Regions from separate parts of the Homo sapiens genome. Here all the other regions are linked to region 1. Evidence: chromatin contacts called from ENCODE Hi-C or POLR2A ChIA-PET data. All regions are on one chromosome and are shown on one strand. The core of a region is the stretch at or near the end of the contact, and the rest is flanking DNA. Distances in the headings are between cores, read along the strand shown. Region 1 overlaps KIF13A (kinesin family member 13A). Region 2 overlaps KIF13A (kinesin family member 13A). Region 3 overlaps KIF13A (kinesin family member 13A).

Region 1 (4,557 bases), core at 1,079-3,578:
CATTAAAAAGAAAAGATACTTGTTCTTAGAAAGATTTCTGAAAGGAACCAATTATCGCTATTTTTCTAGCTCCCACAGAGGTCCCATTTAAAAAATATTACCGACCAAATATGATGGTGGTGACTCTCACATTTAAGGGGGTGGAGGACAGAAAGGGTGGGGTGTGTGTTTGTGTGTGCATGGACATGATGAGATGAAGGAACAGTATCATTACTGGGGCCAGGGTATGCTAATCCATATTGTCTATTATAAGAAAAATACTTTCTTTTTTTTTTTTTAACACTGAGAAGGGTACAGGGAAAAAAAAAACCCAATATAAAAAACTATATCAGCAAAACTGTGAGTGGGACAGGTTCTAGAGTTCCCCTTATTCTGCCCTTCTGGTGCCTTTTCAGCTGTGTGAACTCGTGGCCGGAGTTATACTTAACCAATTCTTCGGTTTGGTGACCTTCAGGGCACCACTGGTATAGGAAAAAGAACGATAAAAAAGGCCAAATTGTCAACCAAAGCCTAAAAAGGCACTATGACTGTTGATACAGTCTCTGTCCTCTCTTGCAATCAGCTGTCAGTGAAACACAGATGATGGCTACACTTCATTCTGCAATAGAAAATATGAAATATCAAGAACCCTCATATGGTCTCTTGAAGAGACCCTAGTTTATCCAAAAGACCGAAGGATTTTTGTTTTTTTTGTTTTGTTTTGTTTTTGCTTTGTTCACTTCTATTTTTTAAACACAACAGTCCCTTTTCTCAGCATAGGAAAAGACGACTTGCCAACTGCTTTTTGAACCTCAGTTCATGAAAAAAGGAGCTGTTTACGCTGAGTGGTGGGAATCAGGGAATTCAAACAGTGCATGGGTGGATCCCATAAAAGACGCAATATCTCCACCCTAAACGTTTTCCGACTAGTTTACACTCAAATAGAATGAGGTGCTATTTGTCTAGGGGAAAGCATACCAGCCCATAAACGAAGGTTCGTTAAGTCCCGTGGGAAGCAGGAGGATCTATGAGTATTTGTTTCTATCCCAGACAATCCGAGCAGAGCCATAACATTGTCAAATCCAAGAGGCCTGTGACTTTTCAGCAGAACCGATGCCAAAAAGGCGGTGGCCACTCTGCAGATGTTAGCTCCACATGCCTGGTGCAGCAAATTCACAGGGCAAGCCTGACCTCACTTGTTAATAACCATGACCACAATGCCAATTTCCTCTGGGGTTTATGATTAGACCTTCTATAATCATGTGAACAAGTCTTAAAACACAGGCATGCCCAAAGTAACCCATAACACAATGTCAGAACAACAGAGAGAGCTCCTGTATGGAATTTCTACAAGCAAAGTCACAGACCTGAGTCACCCAACCCTGAGTCACATACGATATGAATCTTTTTCTTTTTTGAAAGAGATAGGGTCTTGCTCTTCCACCAGGCTAGAGTGCAGTGGTGTGATTATAGCTCACTACAGCCTCTAACTCCTCGAGGTTCAAGGAATCCTCCTGTTTCAGCCTCCTGAGTAGCTAGGACTACAGGTGTGTGCCACCACTTATGGCTAATTTTTTATTTTTATTTTTTAGTAGAGATAAGATCTTGCTATGTTGTCTGAGCTGATCTTGAGCTCCTAGCCTCAAGTGAGCCTCCCACCTTGGCCTCACAAAGTGCTGGAATTATAGTCATTGTACCCAGCCTGACAGAGATCTTTGAAAAGCTAACACCCTTGGGTGTCCACACTTGTGCATAATCTGTCCCTACTTAGAACAGCAGCAATAGGCTCAAAGCCACCATGTGTGTGTACTGGGAGATGGGTAACCAAGGCAAATCTCTTTCTATAGCAAGAAAGAAACCAGGGATGGAAGGAAAAATGCAGCTATCATTCCTACACCCAACATCTGATGACTGAAGAGGCACAGGATAAAAGAGTCACAGTGGGCTGTGTTCTAGAAAGTGAGAGAATGAAATGGGAGGATATACGCCCTATCTTGTTTAAAATCTGCATTAAACAAGGCAGACACCTATGGCCCATGGCTGAATAAAACACTAAGCATGGTGATGCACAGATCAGACCTGGCATATGCACAGAGTATTTCTTGTTTTTCTAAAGTAACTACATAGAAAAGCATCCAATATTTGAACACGATCAATAATTTCATCAGTTTAAACTGAGCCCCCAGTTTTCCTTCCTTTCCCTATCTCTTCTCTTTGGAATCAGAGTAGAGAGAGAGAGGAAAAAAAAAAAATAAAGGCTGGGCTCACTATTTATGACTTGGAATTCCTGGGCCTACTCATTTGTGAGGGTGTTTTTTCACTTCTAAACAGGGCTGACAGGCACAGCGATTTTGATGAGTCTGGACTTGGCAGGTGGCCCAGCTCCAAATCAGAGCACCTGGACAGCGCAAGACCAGACAGGTTCTTCTCACATACCTGAAGGGGTGAAGAATGCCCAGCTTGGATGAGGTTTAAATAAATTCCTTTCTCAAAAATCTTTGGTGTATGGAAGTGCAGCTTTCAAAAATTCTCATATGTAGTGATTTCAAACCTGGTTTAAGTTAAATGACCAAAAACTACAGAGTTCAGATAAAGAAACTGAAGCTGTAAGGCTTGACTTGGTATTGCTAGATTTAAGTTTTAATCAACTACAGAAAAGTCTACCATTGAGGTGCCTGGTAAGAAGATCCCAAGAAACCAGGCCATGAGGGTAATAGACCACGGACACATTTTCCACTGTAGCATTCAAAAGCTATCAGTGTTAGTCTGGAAGTCTGGCTTGCAGCATGGCACGGCTGACTCATCCAGATGGATGTTTCCACCACAGCAACAGCACTGGGGCTGGCCATGAGCATGGTCTTTTTTTGTTGCTGGACACAGTGGCTGATTCACCAAGGAGGAGGTCATGCAACCACTGCCCTGGGCACTGGTCTCGAGAATGAAGAAAGAATATAAAGCCACTCACCTGTGAAGAATGTCTTACAGAGAATGTGTGTTGGAGTCATACAGGAGGGTGTTTCCCATAAAATAACTGCTGACAAAGTAAACCTTCATTTCTATCTTATTTGATGGTGTTTTACACCCCCTCTCTCTGACAAAGAAGCAGACCCAACTCAACATCTCTTCTGGATTGTGGGCTGCACAATATTTATAGTATTTGAGGCGAGGTTAAAACAAAGCCCAAACCAAATATAAGGATCCTAGAGAACTTCTGACAGGAGTGAGGGTAACTTTAGTAGTATTCCTGGCTAGGTTCTAAGCCAGAGCACTTCAATATGACTTCCTTAGGAGTCATATTGAATGACTCTTCAGGATGAGAGAGGAGAGGAGCACCATAGGCTGGAGTAGAATCCATAAAATTTTCACCAGCATACATGTCATTAACTAACATCCACATTTACCAATGCTTTCAGTGCTCTCATAGGGAGCAGGGCTTCGCTAAACCTCAGTTTTCTTATCTGTAAAATGGGGGCAGTAATAGTTTCTACCTGACTGGGTGCTTTGACAATCTTATCACCTAGTGCATGTAGAGGGATCGGCACAGTGCTTGGGATTCAATGCTCAGGGTTGTACTATCTATTGCTATTGTTATTCACCCCTCTAAACACAAGTTAAATGATGTTTCTGGGTCCAACAAACACCCTAAGGAACAAATGTGGACAAAGAAAGGGAGGTATTGAAGAAAATGGGATTTGATAGGATAAAAAATAGGTGAGTAAAGGGGAGAACAAAAAAGCAGCGCATATATATATATATATATATATATATATATATATATATATATATATATTTACACACACACATATATATACACTTAAAAAAATTTAACACGATTAGCAAAGCTCATTTATTTTTTAACATCCTTTACAAGAAAAATTTTTCTTAACTGACCTTCTTATCCAATTCTCTGGATTACCCAACATTCTCTCTTCCATCTATGAAATGCCCCCTGCATGCTAAATCACCCCAGCTGGGAGGCTACTCTCTGGACTCTCACCAGCTGAGTTATGCTTGTACAAAGGGTCAGTTGTATTTGCTCCTAAACTGTTCTATGTCAGTTGTACTTCTCTGTAATTACATAATTTAATTAACAAATGCAAAAAAGAGGGCTGCTGATTCTAAGAAAACTCTAAATAGAATGCTTAGGAACAACTTGATAAAGGTGAGTCACCAAAAGAAATGACAAATTGAGTATGAGTGAGATAATTTATAAAAGACCATAAAAGAAAAACAAAAATCTGGGAGGATTTGGCATATTTTTTCATAAATGTTTTTTAAAATGGCATGCATCATTTATAATGAATCCCTACTTTAACAAACTGTTCAAGTAGCAACTACTAGCATTGCTCATAACTATAGGGAAAACTTTTATGGTTTAAACCCAATAGCTAACAATTATTGAGTGTTTCCTCTGTGCAAGGCACTTGCTGAGTGCTTCATATACATAATCTCATTTCAACCCACAAGATTTATAATAAGGAGGTGCTGTTATTATTGCCTACAGCCACACAGTTGGGAAGTGGCAGAGGCAGAATTTGAGCACAAGAAGTGTGACTCCAGAGCCTGTGCTTTTAACTA
Region 2 (4,557 bases), core at 757-3,256, 42 kb after region 1:
TGGGATGATGGTATAGGGATGAGGTTTTGCAGGACAGTAGGTACCATTTTCAATCAGGATTTATGAACTGTAGTTTGGAGATAAGTTTATATACTTTTCTATCAATAATCTAACATTACCTACATTGAAAACATACAACAAATGCTTCTATGAATTATAAAAAGTAGAAGGGGTTACATAAGCATCTGGAAGACCTTTGAAACCTATCACAAGAAGAATGCAAATTTCAAAAACTTTAAGTTCCAAGATAAAGCCTGGTTTGAAAATTTTAAAAAAGAGAGTCATCAGATGATCAAACCTACAATCACTACAGTAAAATTTTCTGAACATGTGAAGAAGCTGATTCATTCAAGAGACATGCCACCAAGTTTGTTTTGGAAGAATACTGGGTAGATCATTCAGAATCTACTAAGTTTAAGTATATGCTTAATGTCATTTTCTAATTGTTTTTCTCCTAACCCCTTATTTCCTCTAAGACTTTGATCTCACTGCCTATGGTGCTTTGCTTTTTCTTTTCCTTCCCTCCCTCCCTCCCTGCCTTCCTTTCTTCCCCCTTTCCCTTTCCCCTTCCCCCTTCCCTTTCCCTTTTTCTCTTTCTTTCTTCTTTTTTTTTTTTTTGGAGGAGATCTCACTCTGCTGCCTAGGCTGGAGTGCAATGATGTGATGACAGCTCATTGTAGCCTCAACCTCCTGGGCTCAAGAGATCCTCCCATCTCAGCCTCCCAAGTAGCTGGGACTACAGGTGTGCACTACCACACCCAGCTAATTTTTGTATTTTTTTGTCAAGACAGGGTCTTGGCATATTGTCCAGGCTGGTCTCGAACTTCTGGGCTCAAGCAATCCTCTTGCCTCAGCCTCTCAAAGTGAGGCTGAGATTACACGCATTAGCTACTATGCCTGGCTGCTGTGGTACTTTTCAAGAACACTATTCTTGCAGTTGGTGAGGGGAAGCTACGGTTCCATGAGAATACCTGGTAGGGCAAGAATTGGGTAGAGAAGGAAGTAAAGTCAGGAGGATGACAGACTGGGAGAAAACGGCAGAGGTAAGACACTCATGGTCTGGATACAATTCAAGAATAAAGATGCAGAGGTGCTGGGTGAGATAAGATGCTACAGTCAACAAGTGAAACCTAACATTTCAGAGGTAGCACATTTCAGGGTTGTAAATTCTAACCTGGTCATATAGTATATGTCTGTGAATTGAAATGGATGATCATTACTTTAATTAATAGCTAACACTTACTGAGTTCTAATTATGTGCCAGATAGGTTTCTGTTACTATCTGCTTTAACTCACTTAACATATTTAATGACCCTATACATAAAAACTCTCATTATTATCATTTTTCAAATAAAAAATACTGAGGAACAAGGTATACAGATTGCATGACTTTCACAAGATCATAGTTAACTGGCATCAGTACCATGATTCAAACCCAGGCAGTCTCTGGCTGGAGCACACTGTACACTTAACTGCTATTGAGTATTGCCTCTCTGGCATCAAAGAATTTGGTGAGAGCTCTTTCAGCTTAGGCTAGGTATTGATTGGATAGCAATCCATGTGGATGTTCAATGATGTGGATCATTCATGCTTACAAGGGTTATCCATGTGGTTAATAGCATGAATTAGCCCTTCTGTGTCCTTCATGAATGTGCAGGAGAAGCCTACACAGAGTGAACCTCCAAGAAGGAAAGGCATTTATGGAAAAAAAAAAAAAAGGAACTGGTATGACAACGTGGAGTTAGAAGGCTGCAAACGACTACTTCCTGCTGAGGTAGTAGGAAACTGAGGGCCACTGAAGAGGGGTATAAATAAAGCCACAAAAATGTAGATGCAGATGTGTTGGGAGCAAATCCTAGGCAGAAGGACAGCTGGAACAAAGCTAGAGTGCACAGGATATGTTCAGGGAATAGCAGGTAGACAGAATGTAATTGAGAGCCATACAGCTGGAAGAATAGACAAGAACCAAAATGCAGACAGCATTGACTGCCATGATGACTCAGCCTTTTCTCAGAAGAAATTGCCACAGATGGTTTGCGCAATGGGAATGACATGGCCAGATCTGTTTTAGGAGGGTGAGACTCAAGCGTGAATGTAAGAGGCCACACCATCTAGAGTCAGCAGTGAGACACGCACTGGTGAGCCTCTGCCTGGCACCAACTGCAGCCCTCACCGTGTGTAAGTTAAGACACTACTGCAAGGACAAGACAAAAAGTAGGACAGAAAGACAGAACACAAAGACAACTTGAAGGAAAAATCTGTAAGACTTGTTGAGTGTGTGCCCCCTCCACCTAGCCACTCCACCATGTCTACAAAGATTGAACGACTGCCCCACAGTGTGAAGGGACTTTCCACATGGGACTTCAGTCACAGACCTTGAAGCAGACCTGATGGAATGAATGAAGAAAAAAATGGCTTCCTTTCAATTGATACTTATTATATTGTTGACAGATTTAAAAATTAATTGAGGCTGGGCATGGTGGCTCATGACTATAATACCAGCACTCTGGGAGGTCACAATGGGAGGACTGCTTGAGCCCAGGAGTTCAAGACCAGCCTGAGCAACAGAGTAAGACCTTGTCTCTACTAAAATTGTTTTTAAAAATCAGCCAGGTGTGATGGTGCGTGCCTATAGTCCCAGCTATTCAGGAGGCTGAGGTGGGAGGATCGCTTGAGCCCGGGAGATTGAGGCTGCAGTGAGCCATGGTCATGCCACCGCACTCGAGCCTAGGCGACAGAGCGAGACTGTCTTAAAGAAATAAAATTAAAATGAACTCAAAATACACTTGTAATTTTAAAAAATGCTAATCCTGATATGCCTTCTTAAAAAAAAAAAACCCTGTTTCTTTTTAAAAAATTACCAGTTAATCTATTTTCATTTTCAATAAAACTCAAAAAGAAAAACAACTAATTTTGTACTGAAGCAGACAGACTTGTGGTTTGATTTTTTGGACTACTTTGGTATATTTGAACTACTTCCTTCTGGCATAACTGTATTTGGCTTAATTCTACAAGATATAATGAAGCACAGTGGTGAGGAGTTCAGGATTGGGGGTCAAACAATCCTAGCTCTGCCTTGATCTAGCCATGTTGACCTTGGACAAGTTTACTCAACCGCTGAGTCTCAGCCTCTAAAGCGGGAATAGAAGAGCACTCCTTTAGCACTGTTGAAGGATGGCATGAGGTGGCGTGGGTAATGCTGTACATCATTAGCATGCAGAGTTATTGCTCAATAAATGTTAGATGCCATTGCTGTTGTTACAACAAATAGTCCTCCTCAATTATACACGCAAAATGTCAACATTGCTGAAACTAAATTTCATCTGGGAAAAGGGTACTGGGGAGCTGAAGAATGACAGAACTTATAAAACAGGGTTCTTTCCCTGAAGAAAAGAAAGGTTTTTGGCTGGGTGCTGTGGCTTATGCCTGTAATCCCAGCACCTTGGGAGGCCGAGGCGGGTGGATCAACTGAGGTCAGGAGTTTGAGACCAGCCTGGCCAACATGGCGAAACCCTGTCTCTACTTAAAATACAAAAATTAGCCGGGTGTGGTGGCGCGTGCCTGTAGATCCAGCTACTTGGGAGGTTGAGGCAGGAGAATCGCTGAACCCAGGAGGCGGAGGTTGCAGTGAGCCAAGATCACGCCACTGCACTCCAGCCTGGGCAACAGAGTGAGACTCTGTCTCAGAAAAAAAAAAAAGGAAAAAAAAAAGGTTTTAAAGAAAATATGTATGATAGAGGAAGGGAAAGAATGGAGAATGGGGGACCAGGTATGGTGGCTCATGCCTGTAATCCCGGCACGTTGGGAGGCCAAGGCAGGCAGATCACTTATGGTCAGGAGTTCAAGACCAGTCTGGCCAACATGGTGAACCCCATCTCTACTAAAAACACAAAAATTAGCCAGGTGTGGTGGTGCGTGCCTGTAGTTCCAGCTACTTGGGAGGCTGAGGCAGGAGAACCTGGGAGGCAGAGGTTGCAGTAAGCCGAGATTGCACGACTGCACTCTAGCCTGGCGACAGAGTGAGACTCCGTCTCAAAACAAAAAAAGAGAGAGAGAGTGGGGAAAAAAAACTCTGGAAAGAATTATATAAATATGTATAAAGTTGGACACATTTATAAGAACTAAACTATGATATTAATTTCTTCAGAAAAGAGCCAAGAGCAGTATGCTACAAACACTTCAGGACAACCACACCTGACATCTGGTCTCACATACAGCCATACCTACATGTAAGGTACAATACAGCTCCATGACAGTGAAACTGAGGCCAAGGTAACTGACAAAATGGACATAGGAATAACAGTCTAAAATTTAACAATAGTCCGTATTTAAAAATAGATCCAACATTTTAAAATGTGCATTTACTTTCTCAATTTGATAAGTAGTGGGTATTACCCATATCGCTAGCTAGAGAACATAGAAGTACTGTCTCATTACCTGAAAAGATAGAGAACCTAGAAGTACCGTCTCATGACCTGAAAAGCTGGCAATAAAAGGTGAAGCAAACACATGGTCTATATGTGTATTTCCAAAATTAGAAACAGAAACCAAGGGACC
Region 3 (4,557 bases), core at 1,023-3,522, 34 kb before region 1:
GTGGTGCAATCTCAGCTCATTGCAACCTCTGCCTCCTGGGTTCAAGCCATTCTCTTGCCTCAGCCTCCTGAGTAGTTGGGATTACAGGTATGCGCCACCACGTCTGGCTAATTTTTATTTTTAGTACAGATGGGGGTTTCACCATGTTCGCCAGCCTGGTCTTGAACTCCTGGCCTCAAGTGATCCGCCCGCCTTGGTCTCCCAAAGTTCTGGGATTACTGGCGTGAGACTGAGAACATTTTAAACTACAAACATAAACATACAACCCTTAGCCCTCAGGGCTATAATATCATTACATGTCTCATAGACTCCGGAAAACTCCACCAATACATGCGTGATAAAATGAGAGAGCAGAGCCAAACAACATGTTCGTGTTTATATTAAAGTAGTTTTGACCTCACAGGCCTCATGAAAGGTTCTCAGAGACCCCAGATCACACTTTTAGAACTGCTTGCTTACACTGCAAAGTGAGAAATAGGACATCTGATTGACACTGATAGCGTCCAATACAGTAAACACACTGCACCTGGCCTCATGTGATTTTAAGTACCTGAACCTCAGACATACGAGGACTGTGACTATTGGTGATTCAGCCACTGCTTATCCCATTTTTTTCTATTGCTCTTAAAATAGTTTAATAACTATAATAATACCTCCCTATTTGACAGAGAAAGTATAAGGATTGGTCTTTCAAAATCAGGATTTCAGAGACAATTCCTTACCCCTACTCATTGCCTAAATGAACAGATCTTAAGTTTGTTGGGGGACTCTCAATAACTCAGGGGCTATTTGTACCAAATTTACACCTCTAGGAAAAGTAGAAGGTGAGGCTCCTTGCTTCAATTTTGGCTTATTCTCCATTGCATTTTATGTATTTACTAGGCAGATCAGAATCCTTAACAAGGTGTCTCACTGTTCTCAAGCAGGCAATACCTTCGCATTTAGAGATTCAGGTGTGTGGACAGCATATGTAAGCTGCCTTCAAGGCCCCAGGTCCCCAATCCTTGAAAGTTCGTTTCTGTAACTCAGAAAGTGTGTGTATGTGTGAGATTAAAAATGCCCTGATGGTTGGCTGAATGCCTTATGTCAGTCACAGTGTCCTAAATCAATGTCAATCAGATATCTTATTTCTCACTTTGCAGAGTAAGCAAGCAGTTCTAAAAGTGTGATCTGAGAACCCCCGGGGTCTCTGAGAACCTTTCAGGAGGCCTATGAAGTCAAAACTACTTCAATAGAAACATGAACATGTTGTTTGCCTTTGCTCTCTCATTTTATCATGTGTGTGTGTATTGGTGGAATTTTCCAGAGTCTATGAGACATGTAATGATGTTATAGCCCTGAGGGCTAAGGGTTGTACGTTTATGTTTGTAGTTTAAAATGTTCTCAGTCTTAGGGTCCAATACAGTAAACACGGATATAACCCAGACACATGAAAGTTCTTTGGAGTCCTTGATACTTTTTTTAAGAGTGTAAATGGGTTCTGAAGTCAGAAAATTTGAGAAATGCTACAGTAAGCTATCCAACGTGGCATGTCCTGCGACCACAGTGGCAACAGGGCGGCCCCATCCCACCTCTACACCTGAAGGGTGATTATGGGACCAAAAGTTATTTCCTGAGGATGTGGGTTTACAAGGGATAGACCTAGAAGAACATTGTTGTCTATTTAATCTAGGACGAGGGTCTCCTTTAGGCTTGTGTTGATCTTGAGATCTCCTTGGAATTACTCAGAAGCATAACTAAGAACCTCCAGAGCTTCTCAGGAGCTTTGTGGAAGAACACAGATATTCCCAGAATCCTCACCATCTCACACCTAGAGCCTTCTCATAAAGCTAGGCATCACCTCGACACCTACTGTTGCCCACTTATGCCACTCTGAAGCCTGGACTCACAGGAGATCAGCCCCAACTGCACAGCCCCAGATGATACAAAATAGCTGTTTTTCCTTCTCAGTGGTGATCGGAGGGCACTATCCATCTTAGTTTTACTGAGGGCTAAGCTGGATACAAAAAGCAACATCACAGAGACAGGCACCCAGATTCAACTACGAACTGTATAGGAATGAATCTTGATTGCATATGTATTTATATGTTCTCCTACCTTTAAATAATAAACCAGAAGTTCGTTAAGAGCAGGGTCTGCATTCAGATTGACTAAGTAGCATTTGTCATCCCCCACCTTGATACCGGACATCTCCAGGGAAATCCCCATGCTTTCAAGTTGTCGTTGTCTTTCCTGTGCACAAAAACAGACAAAAGAAGGAAACTCTGTTTGTTGTTCTATTCACAAGATGTATCCACGGAAAGAGTAAGTCACTGTTTCTGGGGACAATGCCAATGGGATTACACATGCTACTCTGCTCAACCACATTAACAGAGAGTCTACAGTGCATGACATCTTGTGGCAGGCGTGATAGGGGCACCAAGGATGAACCAGACACCATTTTGGCTCTTAAGGAGCTTAGAATCTAGTAGAGGGAACAAGACCACATAACTAGAGCACAAAAGAGGAGAGTGTTGTGCTATTGAAGGGTACAAAATGCCAGGGGCTTCCCAGGAGAGACATCATGATGGGTTAAGAGACCAAGAAAGGCTGCAGAAAGAGGATATATTTGAGATAGTTCTTGAAGCATAAGAATAATTTCAACAGAAATATAAAGATAGGGTGTTCTTGGGGCATGGCATACGGAAGCACACTAAAGAAAGGTTCTGGACATACTAGATGATTTCAGGGGCCAAGAACCCCTGGCAAATATCAGAAAGCAGTGAGAGTTAAGGCTGGAAGAGAAGGTTGGGTCTCTACTGCGGAAGGCCTTGTATTCACTCATTCATTCATTCATTCAAGATATATTTATTAGAGTCTACAATGTAGTAGGTATTGATCTCGGGCTGGGAATACAGCACTGAACCCAATGAAGTCCCGTCTTTCATGAAAAGTTATATTCTGGTGGGAGGAGACAGGCCATAAGAAAACAGTTAAGTCAATATGGTACATAGAATTTCCAATGGTGTTAAGTACTATGGAGAAACATAAAGCAATGTTAAGCGGGACAGTGAGTGAGGTGTAGGGGTATGTGTGGGTGTGAACGATATCTATAAGAAACACATCAGCAGAAGGCTGGACTGGGTTCCAGTGACTGCTGTTAAGCTACGTGATTGGGATGGTCCAATATTTCCAAATGATCAATGAGATTAAAAATGTTCGTGAAATATATAATGTAGAGAAATTCATAATGCACATAACCCCGAGAATTAGTCCTTCCTTTATATTTTAACTTAAGTAAAAGTTAAAATATAAACATACAGCATTTCCTAACAAGCCCAAAGAATCAAATACATTGAAAAATTATGATATGCTATACGTTACAAATTCTCTGTCAATTAGGTAGCCTCTTGGGAGGCTAAGGCGGGTGGATCACCTGAGGTCAGGAGTTTGAGACCAGCCTGGCCAACATGGTGAATCCCTGACTCTACCAAAAGATACAAAAATTGGCCAGTTGTGGTGGCACACACCTATAGTCCTAGCTATTTGGGAGGCTGAGGCAGGAGAATAGCTTGAACTGGGGAGGCGGAGGTTGCAGTGAGCCAAGATTGCGCCACTGCATTCCAGCCTGGGTGACAAAGCAAGACTCCATCTCAATAAAAAATTAAATAAATAAAAATAAAATAAAATAAAATAAAAATCAGGTAGCCTCATGCTTTGCCAGGTGATCTAAAAATCACAAAACAAGGCTGGGCACAGTGGCTCACACTTGTAATCCTAGCACTTTGGGAGGCTAAGGTGGGTGGATTGCCTGAGCTCAGGAGTTTGAGATCAGCTGGGGCAACACGGTGAAACCCCATCTCTACTAAAGTACAAAAATAATTAGCCAGGAGTGGTGGCGCAAGCCTCTAGTCCCAGCTGCTCGGGAGGCTGAGGCAGAAGAATCGCTTGTACCCAGGAGGCGGAGGTTGCAGTGAGCCGAGATTGCGCCACTGCACTCCAGCCTGGGCGACAGAGAGAGACTCTGTCTGCAAAAAAAAAAAAAAAAAAAAAAAAAAAAATCACAAGGCAGACTTTCGTTTAAATGTGAAGAGCAGGAAATATGAATGACATTTTCTGTAACCATGCTTGTTCAAATTTAGTGCTATCTAACACGTCTAGCAAATATACAGGCCAAACTGTACATTGATAAAAAGACCTGACGTCAATGTCTAAAAGTGATCTTTGCTGGGCGAGGCACAGTGGCTCATGCCTGTAACCCCAGCACTCTGGGAAGCTGAGGCAGAAGAATCACTTGAGCTCAGAGTTTGAGACCAGCCCGGGCAACAAAATAAGACCACAGCTCTACACAAAATAGATAAAATTAGCTGGGCATGGTAGCACATGCCTGTGGTCCCAGCTACTTGGGGGGACTGAGGGAGGAGAATCACTTGAGCCCAGGATGTTGAGGCTGCAAGAGAGCTGTGATTGAGCTGCTGTACTCCAGCCTGGGTGACAGAGGGAGACCTTGTCTTCAAAAAAAAAAAAAAAAAAAAAAGTGATCTTTGCAATCTCTGGTTCAGCAGAAAAGGGCCCTTA

Evidence for each region. Hi-C counts contacts between places; a loop is a spot of excess contacts on that map. ChIA-PET counts read pairs that join two places held with the same protein, here RNA polymerase II (POLR2A). Pooled maps may share reads with other maps.
Region 2: a loop to region 1 is called in a map of PC-3, with 8 times the contacts of the local background. The contact joins two enhancer-like sites. A Hi-C loop is called at or near these places in 15 of 168 maps with a recorded cell type or tissue (IMR-90, MCF 10A, PC-3 and 10 more) and 13 of 50 pooled maps. POLR2A ChIA-PET finds 5 or more read pairs at or near these places in 6 of 52 experiments (BJ, GM12878, H1 and 3 more).
Region 3: a loop to region 1 is called in a map of endothelial cell of umbilical vein, with 4 times the contacts of the local background. The contact joins two enhancer-like sites. A Hi-C loop is called at or near these places in 2 of 168 maps with a recorded cell type or tissue (breast epithelium and endothelial cell of umbilical vein) and 2 of 50 pooled maps. POLR2A ChIA-PET finds 5 or more read pairs at or near these places in 3 of 52 experiments (K562, PC-3 and Panc1).

What each region holds. Positions count from the first base shown.
Region 1 is chr6:17,863,108-17,867,664 of GRCh38, forward strand. All of the region lies in intron 4 of KIF13A (kinesin family member 13A), which reads right to left. Among named protein-coding and RNA genes, the nearest start is that of KIF13A, 120 kb to the right of the region's middle. Within about 2 kb of position 2,329, at least 21 of the 41 ENCODE cell types and tissues checked have a DNase peak (open chromatin) inside an H3K27ac peak, as active enhancers do; they include PC-3, PC-9, ascending aorta and 6 more, where a contact is called at or near this core.
Region 2 is chr6:17,905,850-17,910,406 of GRCh38, forward strand. The region is part of intron 2 of KIF13A (kinesin family member 13A); the gene reads right to left. Among named protein-coding and RNA genes, the nearest start is that of KIF13A, 80 kb to the right of the region's middle. Within about 2 kb of position 2,007, at least 23 of the 41 ENCODE cell types and tissues checked have a DNase peak (open chromatin) inside an H3K27ac peak, as active enhancers do; they include PC-3, PC-9, ascending aorta and 5 more, where a contact is called at or near this core.
Region 3 is chr6:17,829,004-17,833,560 of GRCh38, forward strand. It overlaps KIF13A (kinesin family member 13A), which reads right to left. Exons shown (of 39, transcript NM_022113.6): 13 at 2,098-2,232. Among named protein-coding and RNA genes, the nearest start is that of NUP153-AS1, 120 kb to the left of the region's middle. Within about 2 kb of position 2,273, at least 2 of the 41 ENCODE cell types and tissues checked have a DNase peak (open chromatin) inside an H3K27ac peak, as active enhancers do; they include PC-3 and endothelial cell of umbilical vein, where a contact is called at or near this core.